Linked DNA regions of Homo sapiens: region 1 is linked to region 2. Evidence: chromatin loops called from intact Hi-C (ENCODE). Cell type or tissue: K562. All regions are shown on one strand. Each heading gives the region's core, and the rest is flanking DNA. Links, peaks and the distances in the headings are about the cores only.

What was found. A loop is a pair of places that touch in the nucleus more often than their neighbours do. Peaks named below come from ENCODE experiments on the same cell type or tissue, not always from the same donor. Only the 100,000 strongest peaks of a DNase experiment are listed, where the experiment ranks them.
Region 1: it touches region 2 in a loop (3-fold over the local background); 1 of 110 quality-filtered maps calls a loop at or near these places.

What each region holds. Positions count from the first base shown.
Region 1 is chr5:149,803,449-149,810,242 of GRCh38, reverse strand. All of the region lies in intron 1 of PPARGC1B (PPARG coactivator 1 beta), which reads right to left. Among named protein-coding and RNA genes, the nearest start is that of MIR378A, 74 kb to the right of the region's middle. RefSeq lists a cis regulatory region at 4,230-4,240 and enhancers at 4,163-4,307, 3,897-4,546, 5,198-6,007. In K562, for the core only: no CTCF peak of the experiment used is centred there; a DNase peak (open chromatin) is centred at 4,232.
Region 2 is chr5:149,446,401-149,453,194 of GRCh38, reverse strand. No RefSeq gene overlaps it. Among named protein-coding and RNA genes, the nearest start is that of MIR145, 19 kb to the right of the region's middle. In K562, for the core only: a CTCF peak has its summit at 3,718; DNase peaks (open chromatin) are centred at 3,684 and 5,024.

The DNA.
Region 1 (6,794 bases), core at 1,179-6,178, 360 kb before region 2:
TGTGTCTGCCTGCACTCACAGTCAATTTTATGCACTTGAACTCAAGGGCCTCTTGAATTCAAAGGAGAGTGGCAGGAAAGCACTTGCTAAACTGTAAAATGATGTACAGGTACATGTTGTTAGGCTTTGTTGAGGCAGGGCTGGCCCTGGCTCATAACTTGCTAGTTACAGGGAGTTGCTTGCCCTCTCCGCATCTCTCAAGACCAGCCTCCCTCCTGGAACAGTTGTGTGGCTTGAGTGTCCACCCCGGGGCCTCTGTGCTGGAGCCTTCCTCAGCCTGGAACGCCTTCTCTCTCCTTCATCTCCCATAGCGGCTCCCTTCTTTCTATCCTCATCCCAGGTTGAACGTCCCTCCCCAGATGGGCCTCCCTGACCACTGCACCCCAAATGGCCATCCCGTCTCTGGCCTACCTAGCACCCTGCTGGAATTCCCTCGATTAGCACTTATCATTCTCTGCTATCCCCTGCCTCCTTTTATCAGTATGTTTTTAAATTGTGGTAAAATATAAATAACATGAAATTGATTAATTTTTTTTTTTTTTTTTTTTTTTTTTTAAGAAAGGATCTCACTCTGTCGCCCGAGCTGGAGTGCAGTAACATGATCATGGCTGATTGCAGCCTTGAATTCCCGGGCTCAAGCAATCCTCCCGCCTCAGCCTCCTTAGTAGCTAGGACTACAGGTGCACACCACCACTCCCAGCTTGCTTGCTTGCTTATCTATCTATCTATCTATCTATCTATCTATCTATCTATCTATCTATCTATGGTAGAGATGGATCTATCTATCTATCTATCTATCTATGGTAGAGATGGATCTATCTATCTATCTATCTATCTATGGTAGAGATGGATCTATCTATCTATCTATCTATCTATCTATCTATCTATCTATGGTAGAGATGGATCTATCTATCTATCTATCTATCTATCTATCTATCTATCTATCTATCTATGGTAGAGATGGATCTATCTATCTATCTATCTATCTATCTATCTATCTATCTATCTATGGTAGAGATGGATCTATCTATCTATCTATCTATCTATCTATCTATCTATCTATCTATGGTAGAGATGGATCTATCTATCTATCTATCTATCTATCTATCTATCTATCTATCTATCTAAGGTGGAGATAGGGGTCTTTCTGTGTTGTCCAGGCCGGTCTCAAACTCCTGGGCTCAAGCAGTCCTCCTGCCTTGGTCTCCCAAAGTGCTAGGATTATAGGCATGAGCCACCATGCCTGGCCCATTTTAAACATTTTTAAGTGTGCAGTTCAGTGGCATTAAGTACACCCACATTGCTATGCAGCCATCACCACCATCCATCTCCAGAACTACCCCCATTACTAATTTATCTACTTGTTTACTGCTGCCTCCCACAACTGGCAGCTCCATGTGAGCAGGGGCTGTGTCTGGGTTTGCCTTGTTGCCCACTGTATCCCAAATGCCCAGCATAATGCCTGGCACATAGTAGGTGCTCAATAAACATGCGTTCAAGAAACAAAATGAGTGTCTTGTAAAGGGTATAGGACCGTGTACAAAAACAAGAGAGCGCAACATGTGCATTTTTTCCACACAGCCCCAAGACAAGACCAAGCTTCCTGGCAGCCTCAGTCACCAGATAACAATTTCAGGTTTTGTCAAAGTCTGTGGGGGGCAAAAACGCTGAGAGTTCAGTTTCTTTCCTGGTTCCAGGCCCCTCTACAAGGTCAAGAATGAAGATACATGATCACACAAACCACCTGACATCAACACTCACCATTTCAACACATCAGCTCTACCGAGAGCAACATTTTATCAGTTGCTGAAGGGCAGGCACAAAAATAGACTGCAGGGATCAAATGCCATCCTCAGCTGCTCTCTTGACTCTCAGGAGTGAAAGGCCCTGGCATCCAAGGACCCCAGGGCCTGGGGACCTGAAGGCAGGGGTCAGCTGTTCCAGTAGTTCACAGAAATTGGGAGGTGGAGCTGGGGCTGGAATTAGGGTGCCTTACACATCAAAATACTCAGTCATCAAGGTAGATCATATTTTAATGCAATTTTAAAATTAATGCAAAATATCCACCCAAGATTAACAAAATACCAAAATTCTAAGTAAAGGTGAGGTCAGTGGTGCCAATTTTTTCCCTCTTGCCTCGGTTCCTGTAGGGCTACGCATGGCCCCGTTGCTGTTTCTGCCTTTGTTTTAAAATTGGATATTTTGTTCAGCATGGATATTTATATCAATTATTTTTTAAACACTGATATAAATAGGATTGATCTTGACGACTGAGTTTTTTAGCATCTCCTTAAATTTTGTGCCAGAGCCAAGTGCCTCCTTTGCCTTACCTTAGCCCTCACCTGGGCGGGATTAGATGGAGAAAGTTACTGTTCATGCAGGTGACTAAAATGGGACCATGTCTCGGGTCACGCCATTTAGTGGGGCCTCAGTTTCAACATCTCTGCAATGGGGCCCATAACCTCCTAGTTGCTGTGGAATTGCTCCAGCCCTCATGAGGTATTTAGGAAAACTGTAAAATGCTTATAAGAAACTCTCCAGGAACTGTTATTAAATTCTTCTCAAAGATGGTGAATGGCCTGCCAGGATGGGGGGTGGCATTCAGCTTTGAGGTGAGTTACAAAACACGTGCCCTATTTCTAATGAAAGGAGTGAAGTTAGTGAAATGCATCGATTTTGCTTAAGAAAAGAAAGAGACTGGAGCAGATTCCTGGTTCTTCCTGCAATCAGGATGTCCTCTGGCAGTCTACTCGCTGGAATTCTGACCTTGGTCCTGAGTCGGAAGGAAAGCAAAGGGTGACTGTTGCTCATGTCACACGGCTGAAGGGGCGACCACTGACACCCTGCTCATGAGCTGGCAGGTGCTTCCTTTCCTTGCCATGTTGTGTGGGATTTCCTCAAAATTCAGATGTGCCTAGGGACATGCCAGCCATCCTCCTGTGTCAGGAGGATGACAAAGTACCTGACTTTGGGAGGACAGAAAAGTGCTGGACTGCTGATAGTTTTATGACATGGTGAATGGACTTAATGCCACTGTTTTGTACTTTATAAATGGTAAATTTTAGTCTGAGCAACGTGGCAAAACCCTGTCTCTAAAAAAAAAAAAAATACAAAAATTGGCCAGGCACAGTAGCGTATGCCTATTGTCCCAACTACTCTGGAGTCTGAGGTGGAAGGATCACCTGATCCCAGGAAGTTGAGGCTGCAGTGAGCTGTGATGGTACCACTGCACTACTCTAGCCTAGATGACAGAGCAAGACCCTGTCTCAAAAAGGAAAAAAAAAAAGGGTAAATTTTATGTTAGGTACATTTTACCACAATTTTTTTTAAAAAGTTGGCCAGGCACAGTGGCTCAAGCCTATAATTCCAGCACTTTACGAGGCCAGGGTGGGTGGACGGCCTGAGGACAGGAGTTCGAGAGCAGCTGACCAATATGGTGAAACCCCGTCTCTACTAAAAATACAAAAATTAGCTGGGCATGGTGGTGGGTGCCTATAATCCCAGCTACTCGAGAGGCTGAGGCGGGAGAATCGCTGGAACCCAGGAGGCGGAGGTTGCAGTGAGCCGAGATCACACCATTGCACTCCAGCCTGGGCGACAACAGCGAAACTGTCTCAAAAAAAAAAAAAAAAAAGTCCCAGAGACCTAAAAAAACAAAGTGTCCCACACACTCCATCTGGAGGTGTTTTCTGGGGTCCTATAGTGTCCACGTTCTCTGGTTCTATTTCCGCATCTCCTGCCCTGGCTGGCAGGAGAGACCGAGGGAGCAGGGCCAGGGCTCAGCTGAGAAGCCCTTTTTCTTGTAAACACTGTTATAAATAACCCAGAAAGAGGTAGAAAGGGGGTCCTGGCAAGAGAGTGAAGGTCAGGCAGCCCCTTCATGGCATTTAAGGAAATGTCATGCTCAACAGGGCAGCAAGATGCCAGTGCACACCTTCAGCCCAGTGCTGCCTGGAGCTGACTGCCGCCTTGCTGTCATGCCAGAGCCCCCAGGCAGCACTCACACACCCAGGATATGCAGCCCTCTCAGGTGGCCGGCTCCTGGGGTTTATGAACAGACAGGGGACCCTCAGGTGGGTGGACAGGCAGTAGGTAGCTGGCGATTCCCCCTTCCCAGTAGGCTGGGGGCCTCGGCAGGCCAGAGCTGAAGTCAGTTCCCCAATAACCCAGGCCAGGACTCCACACCAGCCTGGGCTTGTCAGCCAACACATGACCAGGCCGAGGGAGAGATGACTCAGCAGTGCTCGGCCCACAGCTGCCCCTGCTGCTGCACAGCGTGGGAGCTGGAGGGGCCTCACAGCCCATCTGGTCCTGTGGTTCCCACACTGGGCTCCCTGGGGAACCCCCACAGCTCCACCATGGCCCTGGGCTTTGAAATGGGAGGAATTATGAAAGAGTTAATTAGGTTTCCCATGTTTATTAACCAAAAGTCATATAGTGGCAACCCATCATATTCCTATTTAACCAGAGTGAATTTAACATTATGTGATTGGCAAAAAAGATAAATAGGCCAGGCGCAGTGGCTTACACCTGTAATCCCAGCACCAAGGTGGGTGGGTCAGATCACCTGAGGTCAGGAGTTCGAGACCAGCCTGGCCAACATGGCAAAACCCCATCTCTACTAAAAATACAAAAATTAGCCAGGCGTGGTGGTGCACGCCTGTAATCCCAGCTATTCGGGAGGCAGAGGCAGGTGAATCGCTTGAACCCGGGAGGCAGAGGTTGCAGTGAGCCGAGATCATGCCACTGCACTCCAGCCTGGGGGACACAGTGAGACTCCGTCTCAAAAAAACAAATAAATAAATAAATAGCCATATTTCTATTTCTTTCTTACACATTAGAAGTAGGGTGATGTATCTTGCATGTGAATTCTCTATTTGCATAAACTCATATACACGTACCTATTTTCCATATACACTACTTTGTAGGCTATTTAAGGACCCTATGATAGTTAATTTGACCCAAACCCCAGACTAAGAAACCACTCCCCAAGTCCATGGTATTTACCACTCAGGGTGTCTGAGCAGCCTGTGAGAATCCAGCAAAGTGGGCATTCCCCATGTTATCTATGTGACTTTGAAAGAATGGGGAGGGGAAAGTTCTCCACACCTGTTAGTACCTTTGAGAGTCTTCCTGGGTTCCAGAAGCCCAGGCAACATCACGAAGGAGGAAGCTCCCATCAAGAGGGGCAGGGCTTGCCCACCATGCCCAGCGAGCTGGAGGCAGAGCGGATACCAGGGCTCATCGCTCACTCTCCTGCTGAAAACCCTCCCCTGACTTCTCATTGCCCTTGACTAAAACCCGGAGTCCTCAGGGGCCGAGTGCAGCTGGAGCCTGCCTGCTTTCTCACCACCTCCTGGACTCTCCCACCCTCCCTATACAGTAGGCATGGTGGCCTTCTTCCTTCCCATGGAACACAACCCTCTGTCTGGGGCTGTCCACCTGGGACACCTCCCCCAGGTCCTGGGGCCACCTTCCCACTGTTCAGTCGCAGTGAGAGAGGCCTTCCCCAACACTCCAATCCTTCCACTCACGGGGATTACATCACTGTGGGTTTTTGTTTTTGTTTTTTTGAGACAGCGTCTCACTCTGTCGCCCCAGCTGGAGTGCAGCGGTGTGAGCTCACCTCACTGCAATCTGTCTCCTGGGTTCAAGCGATTCTCCTGCTTCAGCGTCCCGAGTAGCTGGGACTACAGGCATGCTCCACCACCTGGCTAATTTTTGTATTTTTGGTAGAGATGGGGTTTCGCCATGTTGGCCAGGCTGGTTTCAAGCTCCTGACCTCAAGTGATCTACCCACCTCAGCCTCGCAAAGTGCTGGGATTATAGGTGTGAGCCACCGCACCCGGCCGCATCACTGTGTTTTAAGCATAGCATGGAACCAGGGACCATCCGTCTCCTCTCCAGAATATAAACTGTCCAAGCACCTGGCCTTGTCCTTTGCTGAGTCCCAGCACCTGGAAAGGTGCCAAGCACTGAGTAGGTGCTTACTAAACCTTTGCAGGACGGGAGGGTGTGGGGTGGAGGCGCAGAGGCACTATTTCCCAGGACAGTTTTGGCATCTCTGCCTCACACTATCGTGAAGGCTGCAGTCTCTCTCACACTAACCCCCCTTTACCGGGGGTTGAGGGGTGGTTTCCTTCCGCATCCATTTATTCCCTTATGGAAACTCCTGCCTTTCCTTTTCCAGTGGGTCAGATGATGAGAAACGCAGACCCACAGGCTCCCAGATAAAGCTGGTGGGAAAGAGGTTCTCTTTGGCCCCAGCAGGCTCTCCTTGGTCATGTGGTCAGTGAGGGCCAGAGGCCAAGGGAAGCCAAGGAGGCCTGCTGAGCAGACCACCACTCGCTCAGGTCCTGCAGACTCGAGGCTCTGGCTGGCCTCCTAAGCCACAGCTGAGCCTGCCTTATGTAGAAGTGCGTTCCAGAGCGAAGAACTGGGCGAGTACAATGAATCTGTGTCAACTGAATCACACGTTTCCACACTCCCTTCTTCTCAAGTAATAGGGATGTGTCCTGGGGTGGGGGTGGCACTGCAGCAGGCTCCCCACCCCTGGGCCTCCTTACTGTGTGCTAATGACAGAATAACAGGCACCTGAACTAGGAAAGGGGGAAAATCAGATGCTTGATTGCCACCCAGGACTAAGAGAAACAGGCAGGAGGCGAGGAACTCTCTCAATGACAGAACAAGGAGGTGTTTTGTCAAATGAAGCCCCTGCCATACGCACATGTAAGTACCACGAGAACCCACTTTCCTGCCCTACTAGGTTTCTCCCACTCTACTAGGACTGGTGG
Region 2 (6,794 bases), core at 925-5,924:
AATCAAGGTGTCAGCTGGGACACGCTCCCCCGAGAGGCTCTGGGGAGAATCCTTCCTGGCCTCTTCCAACTGCTGGTGGCTTCTGGCATTCCTTGGTTTGTGGCAGCGAACTCCAATCTCTGCCTATCTCAATCTCAGTCTATCTTTACATGGAATTCTCTTTGTGCATATTTGTGTTTTGTCTCTGTGTCCAAATTTCCCTCGGCTTTTATGTTTTTAATTTATTATTATTTTTTATTGAGATGGGGTCTCTCTACATTGCTCAGGCTAGTCTTGAACTCCTGGGCTCAAGCCATCCACCGTCCTCGGCTTCCCAAAGTGTTGGGATTACAGGTATGAACCACCACATCCAACCAAATTTCCCTCTTTTTGTAAGGACACCAGTCACATTGGATTTAGGGCCCACCCTAATCCAGTATGAACTAATTTTAATTGGATTACATCTACAAAACTCTGTTTCCAAATGAGGTCACATTCACAGATTCTGATGGACGTTAAGTTTTTAGGGGACACTATTCCCCACAAATCCCTTAGTCATCACTTGATCAGAATGAATTTAGTGCTGTTAATTTATCCCACTTTACAGATGAGAAAACTAAGGCACAGGCCAGCCCAACGTCACACAGCAAGCTGACGCAAACCCAGCTCTCTGACCTACAAAGGGCAGCCTTGTCCCTAACCAGACACTGTGGCGCTGGAGGAGTACATAAGCCGCACTCAGGAGGAAGAAGGAGGCAGAAACAGGAAATTCCTTCACAGGGCAGCGTCCAAGGCTGCTTATCAGTGCAGGGACTGGACTTCAGCCTCTCGTCCTTTCTCCCCTCTTTCTCTACAGACCCCAGCGCTTCCCTGTGGCAGGCAGGAAGTGGCTTAGCTTAGTGCTCTGCTGAGGCCTGTTTTGTGCTGATCTGGCCCAAATTAGCCTGCAGAGGCAGCAGCAACTCAGGAGGAAAAGCACTGGCTGGAACAAGCTGGAAAGAATGTGTATCTGGGGTCAAGCAGAGGGGAGAGGGCGACAGCCTGCAGCCAGAGGCCCATTGCCAGGGAAGGTCCTTTATCTCCTCTGAGAGGCTGGGGTCTTTCATGTATCGGGGACACGGAAGCTCAGAGTGGTGAGGCCCAGCCCTGTGGCCTGGCCAGAGGCCCTGCATTAGCTCAGAGCTGCTGACTGGGATCGGAGGGGTATATTCCTCAGGGCAGGGGGGCCCTTAGAGACCTTGTACAACTAATCGAACATCAGACTCCCTACCTCAGAATCCTCAGGACCAGGTGAGGGGTGCACACCTGTCATCCCGGCACTTTAGGAGGTCACGGTGGGAGGATCACTTGAGGCCCCGGGTTCAAGATTACAGTGAGCTATGATCGCACCATTGCACTCCAGCCCGGACGACACAGTGAGACCCTGTCTCTAAATCAATCAATCAATCAATCAATAAGTCAATCAATACAAGAATCCTCCTCAACACAGCTCTCCAGACAGCCACTATCAATCAGTTGGAGCTGGCACAAGAGTTAAAAATTACCCTGTGGTTCTAATTCCAGACCCAGAAGTCAGCCTTGGTGGCATCTCGCAGTATACCGAGGCCCAGAGAGGTCCCACGGCTGGACGAGAGAGGCAGGTTGGGACCAGGTCTCCCCATCCAGAGTCCAGGCACTGTTTCATGAAACTGGGACTTTTTTTTTCTTTTTGAGACGGAGTCTCTCTCTGTTACCCAGGCTGGAGTGCAGTGGCACGATCTTGGCTCACTGCAACCTCTGCCTCTTGGATTAGCAATTCTCTGCCTCAGCCTCCCGAGTAGCGGGGATTACAGGTGCCTGCCACCACGCCTGGCTAATTTTTGTATTTTTAGTAGAGATGGGGTTTTACCATCCTGGCCAGGCTGGTCTTGAACTCCTGACCTCGTGATCCACCTGCCTCAGCCTCCCAAAGTGCTGGGATTACAGGCGTGAGCCACCACACCCAGCGACACTGGGACTTTTTACACAGGGGCGACACCCAAACCTTCCTGCCTTCCCCCTCACTGTGAATCACTCCTGGCTGCTACCAACAGCCAGGTTTCACAGCTGCTGCAATTGCAGCCCTGGCACTGGGGTCCGAGGACAGCTGCTCCTGTTGCAGGATCCGCCCCGTCCCCGGGCTGCGTGACCTCTTTAGTCAGGAAGCTTGAAATTGTTCTGAAGTACAAGTAGAAGTTTGCCTGGGTGAAAAAGTTCAAGGAGGGAATTCTGGGCAGAAGAATCAGCATCAGCGAGGACCAGACCCAGCAGAAGGAAGAGGGGATAGAAGGGGGCTGAAGGGGCTGGGAGGCAGCAGAGACATACGAAGCCATTGCTCACAAGACCTGGGCTCTAGTCTTGGTTTAGCTACGAGCTTGCTGGGATGCTCGGAGCAAGTCCCTGCCCTTCTGGGCCTCAGTTTCCCCATTGGTACAGTAGGGAGGCAGGGCTGGATGCTTTGTCAGGGTTCCCTAGTACCCTTCTCCTCACTTTCCTGGCCAGTGCAGGGGATCCAGATAGTGATCTTCGGAGAGGCCCAGCCTCACCTGGAACTCCGCATTTCCTGGGCCTCTGCCTGGCCCAATCTGGGATTGCAGGGAAGAGAGACACTGGTGTCCTTCTCTCCTCTCTGTGCCCAGGCAAAGGGTATGAGACACACAGTGCTCTGTGACCCTGGGAGAATCATATACGCTCTCTCTGGGTCCTTTCCTCCATGGTACAGCTAGCCACTGGCTGGGACCCAAGGCTCTGACAGCTGGGAGGGTGGCTGGAGGCAGGGACGCTTGCATAGCCAAGGAATGTGTTTACTTCCCCCATGTGCTGGAAGGAAACTGAGCAAGGCCCCTGCTGGATTCCTTCCCAGCCAGGCCTGCGGGCCTCTCCACCTCCTCCCCAAGCAGGCCCCATTGTTCTAGGCAACCCCTCTTACAAGATACATTTCTGGGACCCTCTTGCCTCATTTTACCCCTCCATGGATAGAAACCCTGACACAGTTGGGGTAACCCATTGGTGTCAGGCTCTTGGCCTGGACCCAGGACCTGGGGCCCTCCCCACCAGCTTTGTATCTAACCACTGTGAGGCCCTGACAAGTTCCTTGCCTGCTACAGCCTCAGTTTCCCCTTTCTATTATGAGGGGATAGGGGGAAGTGGGCTCTAAAGGCTCCTTCGGTCCCAGGAGTCAGTGCCTCAGCGACGCCTCCTGGGAAGGCAGGGTCATCCGACAGTTGTGAGCACGGGCTGCCATTTGCCGGGAGGCTCCAGCACATGGAAGTGCCAGGCTCCATTCCAGGTGCTGCAGACACAGCAGCAAATGAGACAGTGCAGTCCGGTCCTCAGCGAGAGGGGCCATGTTGAACAAATACTTCATGGTAAACTGGGTGCATGTTCCAGAGTAGACTCGTGATGAACCAGTTATGAGAGAGGGAAGAGCCTGCTCTAGATTGGGGTCAGGGAAGGGCTGGCCGGGGAGGTGACATCTGGGTTGAGATGTGGAGGAGAGACGGTACCAGTGTCAAGAAAGGGGTGGGGGAGAGTGCTCCAGGCTGAAGGCCAGTTCGTCCAGTGGAATGAGGGGCAAAGACTGAGTGGAGAGCATGGGGGTCAAGGAAGTGGTTCCAACATTTACAGCCTGGGGGACCTGAGAAAGGGCCCTTAACCTCCCCAGTGTCATTTTCACCATCTGTAAATCAGTGATAGTATCCTGAGGCTTTAATCATGTAGCGCCCCCTGCTTGCTTCAGGGCCTCAGGAAGAAGAAGCACTAAAATGGCAGCGAAGTGTCTAGTTACGCTGTGTGCAGGTGTGATTTCTATTAGTCTGCTTATATTTTATAACCCGCTTCCCTTTGCTTGTGCATTTTTTCTGGTCTCTGGAGCTTGATTTAAGATCTTTGTTTTTTTATTCTTTTGCTCCTATTTTTTAATTTGTACTTTCATGTTACGTTTTATGCATTCCTTTACACTTCTGTTAAGGTGACATTATTAATATTATTATTACTGCTATTATTATTATTTTCCATGAGTCTATATTACAAGCAGAAAATGGAATTGTGGGAGAATGCTTCCAAGTGTGTAAGCTGCTGTGCAAATGTGAGGAATTCTTATCACATACCCAAACTGTCTTGGAGCTGCACTGATATATAACATATTGCATCATGGAATCAAAAACTCCCTGCAAACCTGCAGCCCCAGCCCTGTGCCAGGGAGAGGCAAACATGAGGCATTTTTCCCCATGTGGCTTTAGGGACTAGAGTGAAGGATGTCCCAAAAGGAGACAAGTCCCATAGGAAAGGCTGAGGAAACTGGGAAGAGAAGCTCTGGGAGCCCAGAGCACTGTCTGAAAGACTGGGTGGCCCTCCTGAGGGAGAGAACTGGGTTCGTATGCAGAGTGAATGAATGAATATGAGGCAGAATTTTCTAACACTTTTCTGGCAAATCTATTCCAAAGACAAAGTGACCTGAGAGGTAGCAAGCACCCTGTCACTCTAGCTGTGTGAACTGTACAGTTACTCTTTCTATTAATACAGTGGTTTGGAGAGGATTCAAGCGTTGGGTGGAAGATGTGTGTATTGGGGGTGGGGGATGGGAGGGTGAAGGCTATGGGAAAATGAGAAGAAATAATGTGTCATCAATTAGGATTAGATTTGACTGCAGGAAACAGAAGCCCAAAACAGTAATGGCTTATATAACATGGATACTTTTCTTTCTTACTTACGTCTTTCTCCCATGAAAGTCTGAGGATGAGTGATCCGGGCTGGTGTGGCAGCTCTTCTCTGCCTGATTGCAGGGGTAAGGGAGTGGGAGGGGGCTCATGGCTCCTGTCTTTCAAATCACATTCCCTATCGTGTGGCCTTCATCCTCATGGTCCAAAATGGTGGCCAGCATATCCACATTCCAGGGAGCAAGATGAAAGAAGGGACAGTGACAGAAGGATGAAGGGGCAAAGGTGGAAAAGGAAAAGGAAGATTCTCAGAAGCTGCCAGGGGTGTCGATGCTCTCATCTCATTGGCTAGACTTAGTCACATGGCCATGGCCAGTGGCAAAGGAGGACGGGAAATGTTGTCTTCATTCTGGGTGGCCGTGGTCGCAGCTACCAAGTCCATCTTTGTGGAAGGGGAGAACGGATGTTGAGGGACAATCAGCAGTCTCTTCCCTAGATGATATTCTTGATCTCTTTCCATTCTAAAAGTCAAGTCCATGCGTTTGTTGTTCTCAATTCTCTATCACTATAGCCAAGGTCTGAACACTTGCCGTTGGCCCAAAGCAGGGATCTGAGTGACATGGAATGGTGAGACAGGTGAGGGAGGGTAGGAGAGCTCAGAGAGATGCCGGATATTAGAGAAGGGCAGCCTCTCCATTCTTCTTGCTGACTAAGCATCTTCCCAGTGTTTGGAAGTCTGTCCCTGGGAACATGTGAGCTGAGCAACCTGAAAAATTGCCTTCCCTTGGGGCAAAAGGTGTTCTGTCCTTGGCTTTCAAAGCTGGGCAAGTTGTGAAATGGGTACTTGAAGGATGTTTCCAAATTTGTACAAAAATGGAGGTGAAGCTATTGTTCACTGTGTCAGGAAGGGCCCTGGATTTAACTGCTTCTGTGAAGGGATTCATTCTGGAATTCAGAATCAGGAAAACGCTTATCTCCAGCTGAGCTCATATGACTTTCTTAGTCTGCCGACACATCAGATAGTGCAGTGGCCCTCTGTTGTGTTTGTTTCTTAGCATTATGCCTTTCACCTCCTTTTGGTAACATCACCTGCTTTTCTTCTGTGCAACCCATCCCCTCCCCACCTCAGCTTTCAGTCCATGTGGTTCCGATGGGGCTGATTCCATCCACTCTTCTCCTCCAGGGGGTGAGCACAATGCTCAGGCCTGTCTAATTGGAGTCATGGTGATGAATCTGGATTTGTTCATGGTTCAGTTTGGGCCATTAAGAGACAGCCCTGGGACTTTTGCTAACTTAAGTGGTGGGGCGGTGGGGAGGGGTGAGGGGAAACACATCTTTTCCAGTGTGGGTGCTAAGCTGATAAGATGTAAATCTGGAGTTGCTGGTGGCTATTTTTGCACCTTATAGAAAGAGTTTTCCTGGGAATGAGGGAATAAAATCAATACACAGGACAGCAGAGCAGAGAATGGAGAGTGTGACACATTACCAGTGACATTACTGGGCCCCTGGAACCAGCCATGCCTGAAGCTGTTATACCCCTGAATTTCTTTCTTTTTTTTTTTTTTTGTTGAGATGGAGTTTCACTCTTGTTGCCCAGGCTGGAGTGCAATGGCTCCATCTCAGCTCACTGCAACATCTGCCTCCCGGGTTCAAGTGATTCTCCTGCCTCAGCCTCCCTAGTGGCTGGGATTACAGGTGCGTGCCACCACACCCGGCTAATTTTTTATTTTTAATAGGGACAGGGTTTCTCCATGTTCGTCAGGCTGGTCTCAAACTCCCGACCTCAGGTGATCCACCCACCTCAGCCTCCCAAAGTGCTGGGATTACAGGCATGAGCCACCGCACCCAGCCTACTTCTGAATTTCATAGTATATGAGTCAATGTTCTTTTTTGCATAAGCTGGTTTAAACTGAGTTTCCATCACATACAAATGAAATTATCCCCAATAATACATTAACTAAAACATAATTCTGCCAGGAAATGGAAATAAGAATTTTGTGATTAAGAATGCTAAGTCTGGCCGGGCGCAGTAGCTCACACCTGTAATCCTAGCACTTTCGGAGGCCAAGGCCAGTAGATTGCTTGAGGCCAGGAGTTCAAGACCAGTCTGGCCAACATGGTGAAACTCCTTCTCTAACT